Linked DNA regions of Homo sapiens: region 1 is linked to region 2. Evidence: read pairs that join two places in POLR2A ChIA-PET (ENCODE). Cell type or tissue: OCI-LY7. All regions are shown on one strand. Region 1 holds the start of FFAR1 (free fatty acid receptor 1). Region 2 overlaps MAG (myelin associated glycoprotein).

Evidence for each region. ChIA-PET counts read pairs that join two places held together with the same protein. Peaks named below come from ENCODE experiments on the same cell type or tissue, not always from the same donor. Only the 100,000 strongest peaks of a DNase experiment are listed, where the experiment ranks them.
Region 1: POLR2A ChIA-PET joins it to region 2 with 10 read pairs; 9 of 35 experiments call an interaction of 5 or more read pairs at or near these places.

What each region holds. Positions count from the first base shown.
Region 1 is chr19:35,347,476-35,349,975 of GRCh38, forward strand. FFAR1 (free fatty acid receptor 1) reads left to right here and starts at 427. Exons shown (of 2, transcript NM_005303.3): 1 at 427-2,500. RefSeq lists an enhancer at 199-278 and a silencer at 1,557-1,757. In OCI-LY7, no CTCF peak of the experiment used is centred here; DNase peaks (open chromatin) are centred at 296, 1,516 and 2,356; H3K4me3 peaks cover 1,651 bases; H3K27ac peaks cover 2,500 bases.
Region 2 is chr19:35,294,954-35,297,453 of GRCh38, forward strand. MAG (myelin associated glycoprotein) reads left to right here. Exons shown (of 11, transcript NM_002361.4): 3 at 433-501; 4 at 660-1,028. The coding sequence starts at 456. Among named protein-coding and RNA genes, the nearest start is that of MAG, 4.0 kb to the left of the region's middle. RefSeq lists enhancers at 1,676-1,785, 1,916-1,985. In OCI-LY7, a CTCF peak has its summit at 1,639; DNase peaks (open chromatin) are centred at 318, 1,138 and 1,768; H3K4me3 peaks cover 2,061 bases; H3K27ac peaks cover 2,500 bases.

The sequences.
Region 1 (2,500 bases), 53 kb after region 2:
AGATTAGAGAGTCTGGTGTCTTGTTAGGAAAAGCATACTGGCTTTGCAGACAGACAAACATGAGAACTTGAATCTTGATTCTTCGGCTTAACTAGCCCGGTGATCTTGGCAGGGCTCGCCAGCTTGCCTGAGTCTCGGCTTCTCCATCTGTAAAGTGGAGAGGGAAAGGCCACTGCCTACCACGCAGGTGGCCCACGATAGGAAGTGAGGCATCGTCTTCTATATGCTGGAGCCACATTGAGACCCAGCACAGAAGCCGAAAGTCCCCCAGAAAACCAACCTCCATCCTTTATTTGCATTTTTCGAAGAATGTGAAAAGGGGAAGCCGATTCAAAACAGCTCTTCCCAAAAGTGACGCTACCCAATTCTTGCACAACCCATAGCTGCCAGAGAAAGTCTTGAAGACCAGCCACCCTGAGAAACCTCACAGCTTTTCTGTCATTCGAGGTCCTCTGCACCCGTTCTCTAATTCTGTTCACTGATTCAGACTTTCCAGTTAGGTGCCCCAGCTCCCCTCTCCGCTTCTCGGGTTTGATCTTTCTCCACCCATTCACCTGCTTCTGCAAAGGGGCTAAAGCCCATTCTCCTTAGAGGGCAGGGGTGTAATTATCTGATCATCAGGGAGATTGGCTCCTGGCACGTGGCAGGTGTCCCCAAACTGCCACCTTCCTCTCCCACCTTCCTTTCCCTCCCATCTCTGCTCAGTACCCGGACGGTAACTCTAGGAATTATGGTTCAGGGAGGCCTTGATCGCCCCATCAATCCACTTTGTCCCTGGTTTGATTCTTGTGAGCACCATTAACTTTTCTGGAGGAAGGTGAGGCTTTAAGAACTGTTTAAAGCCCAGGCGTGGTGGATCACGCCTGTAATCACAGCACTCTGGGAGGCCAAGGTGGGCAGATCACCTGAGGTCAGGAGTTCAAGACCAGCCTAGCCAACATGGTAAAATCCTGTCTCTACCAAAAATACAAAAATTAGCTGAGCGTGGTGATTCACACCTGTAATCTCAGCTACTTGGGAGGCTGAGGCAGGAGAGTCGCTTGAACCTGGGAGGCGGAGGTAGCGGTGAGCCGAGATCACGCCACTGCACTCCAGCCTATGCAACAGAGTGAGACTCCGCCTCAAAACAACAACAACAAAAACTGTTTAAATGAGACAGGAGGGTGTTGGGGTGTCTGTGCCCAAAATGGGGTCTGGTGTCATTCAACTCTTTCTTCATTCATTCTGCACACAGATACTGAGCACCTGGAAATGCACCCAGTACAGAGCCAGTTGTTAGGACACCAAAAAGATAAGGCGTAGGACCAACCTTGGGGATCTCTAGTCGAGAGCCGCCAAGGGTTTTTAAGGCAAGATACCCTGGAGGGAGCTGAGGCAGTCCTAAGCCTGAAGGGCCTGGCTTAAGCTCCCTGGCAACCATCGAGCATCTTCCCCTTCCCACCCTGTCCCTCAGCACAGCTGCTGACATAAACCTACTACATGGCTGATTGACCATGAGATATGGCCATCAATAGACATTGCTGAGGCGTGAAGAGCAGGTGAAGAGCAGGTGGCCAGGAAGCTAGGGGGCCAGGACTCCAGACGCAGGCCGCCCTCCACAACCCCAGCTCTCACAGTCCTCCCAGGGTCCAGACAATGGATCGTGCATTTAGGTTCCCAAACACCTGCTGTGCAACGTGTAGTAGACAAAGCAGACCAAAGCCTTTGCCCTCAGGAGGCCGGCATTCTAGCTCAGGAGCCAGCCAAGACGATGTCGCACTGAAGAAAGACAACAAAAGTGAGATTCACAGGAGGGATGAGTGTGGCTGAGGCACCCGGGAAGGCCCTCGGAGAAGGTGACCTTGGGCAAAGATCCAGACGCCAGGTGGGTGGGGCCAAAGCAGAGAAGATCTGGAAAACCCAATGGCTCCCCAGGGCTTCGCTCTTGCTGCAGGAGGGGAAACCACACTGCTGTGGATTCTTCCTCCATTCTGTCCATTTCTCAGTTCCCAACAACACACTGAACAGTAGGAGGCCAGTTCTCCGCTCACAGCGGGCGCTGCACCCCAGGTGCTGCTCTCGAGAAAAAGGCGAGCATGGACCAATTTAGTGGCTCCGAGGTATGAAAAGCAGTGAGATGGTGTCTTTGAGGGAGTTAGTGATAGGCTGAGACCCCCTTGCTGTCCCCCCTGAAGCCTGGTGACCAGAGCTGCCAGGAGGCCACACAGAGAGAGGTTTATGATGGGGGACCTGGAATTCGGAAGGGGCAGAGTGGTCAGGTGACCCATACACGCCTGAGAAAACTGATGTGGAGAGCTGTGTTGTCATTCTGAGGCAGGAAATAGAGACAGACTGACAGACAGACAGAAAGACACGGGCACATTGAGAGACAGAGACAGAATCACAGAGCAGAGCTGGCTTCTCACCAGCAGGCGTGGGCACACCTGAGAGAGCATCCAGAGAGGTTAGAAATCTTCCTTAGGTCCTCCTGGGAGGCTCAGGTGACCCCAGTGGGAAACAT
Region 2 (2,500 bases):
AAAGTTAAAAAATATCAGCAGACCAGGCATGGTGATTTACACCTGTAATCCTTTGGGAAGCCAAGGCAGGAATATTGCTGGAGGCCAGGAGTTGAAGACCAGCCTGGGCAACATAGTAAGACCCCACCTCCACAACCATTTCCACAAAAAAGAAGAAAAATTAACTGGGTGTGGGGTGGCGCATACCAGAAGCTGAGACAAGAGGATAACACGAGCTCAGGATTTTGAGGCTATAGTGAGCTGTTATTGTGTCACTGCATTCCAGCCCGGGCAATGAAACAAGACCCTGTCTCAGAAAAATAAGTAAATAAATGCATAAATAAATAATAATAGCAGCAGCAGCTAACATATGAATGGGCCCCTTCCTGAAGCCCAGATGGAACACCCCCTTTCACTTCCCCCAGCCTTTAACCCTCTCCTCTCCCTTTCCAGCGATCACTCACTCGCTGTACAGAATGATATTCCTCACGGCACTGCCTCTGTTCTGGATTATGATTTCAGGTAACGGCTGACAGGTGCTGGGGACCTAAAGGCTTTGGCCCCTGAGCAGGTTGGAGGTGGGTCCCCGCAGCCCCCCGGCATGTGGTTGGGGATGGGAGCCGGAGGGGGTGATCGGGTAGGACGTGTCCCTGAGCCTCAGCTCTCCTGCTTGCCCGCAGCCTCCCGAGGGGGTCACTGGGGTGCCTGGATGCCCTCGTCCATCTCGGCCTTCGAAGGCACGTGCGTCTCCATCCCCTGCCGCTTTGACTTCCCGGATGAGCTGCGGCCCGCTGTGGTGCATGGTGTCTGGTACTTCAATAGCCCCTACCCCAAGAACTACCCCCCGGTGGTCTTCAAGTCGCGCACCCAAGTAGTCCACGAGAGCTTCCAGGGCCGCAGCCGCCTCCTGGGGGACCTGGGCCTGCGAAACTGCACCCTCCTGCTCAGCAACGTCAGCCCCGAGCTGGGCGGGAAGTACTACTTCCGTGGGGACCTGGGCGGCTACAACCAGTACACCTTCTCAGAGCACAGCGTCCTGGATATCGTCAGTGAGTCCCCAGCGGTTGTGCAGGCACCGGGAGCTGGGGCAGCGGGGCGGGAAGGAGTGTGGCCGGAAGGCCTCCCCGCACCTTCCCCAGCAGGCCTGGATGGCAGATCTGGGAGGTGCTGATTTGGCTGGGGGTGCAAACCTCAAGGCCCACGCAGACCATGCAGATGACAGACATGAACAAAGCAGGGCCCCAAAATAGTCTTGCTGCCCTCAGGGGGAAACAGGTGCTGCTACTCTTTTGGAAACACCTGGAGAAAGGCAGTGGGGCCAGGGGGTAGGGGCAAGGCTGCTGGGCCCCCACTTTAGCGTGGTGATCTTGGGCAAGTGACTTAACTTCCTTGGGCCTTGGTTTTCTTTTCCGTAAAATGGGGATAAGAACAGCACTTAAGGCAATGAGTGAAAAGCCATCAGATGCCCAGAGCAGCACCTGGCACGTGGCCCCCAGCTCTGGCCAACAGAAAGCAGGGCGGTGGCTGTCAGGTGTTCTGAATTTTCAAGATAAACCAGAATTTTGGATTCTTTGGTGTAATCTCCTAATTCTTAAATTTTGGTTGCTGATTCAGATTTCTTTTTTTAAAATCCTTTAAGCCAAATAGAATACAGCTATGGCCAGACATGGCAATCAGAATAGGGCACACTGCCTGATTTCAGGGATCCCCCTGCCTCATTTCTGAGTGGCGCTGCTGCTTGGAGTCCTCAGCGCTGAGTCCCTATGAGAGAGCCGGGTTCACCCTGGTGCAGAAAGAGACTGCACAGGTGCAGTACACACACACACCACTCTACAGAAATCACACACTACACACTGCACACTCTACCTACACACTACCCACACACCACACACTACACATACATCACACACTACACAAACCACACACCACACACTGCTCCTGCTACCTACACACTGCCCACACACCAAACATACACATCACACCAAACACACCACACACACACACTACACAAACCACACACCACACACTGCATACACTACACACACACACACTGCTTGGCGCTGAGGACTCCAAGCAGCAGCGCCACTCAGAAATGAGGCAGGGGGATCCCTGAAATCAGGCAGTGTGCCCTATTCTGATTGCCATGTCTGGCCATAGCTGTATTCTATTTGGCTTAAAGGATTTTAAAACCACACACCACACACACACCACACCAAACACACACCACACACACACACCACATTACAAAAACTCACCACACACTACACACACACCACACACACCACACCAAGCACACACCACACACATCACACACTACACAAACCACACACCACACACTTCATACACTACACACACTACCCACACACCACACACACACCACACCAAACACACACACCACACACACACCACACTACAAAAACCACACACCACACACTGCATACGCTACACACACACTACACACACACCACACAAACACCACACCAAACACACACCACACATCCACCACGCTACAAAAACTACA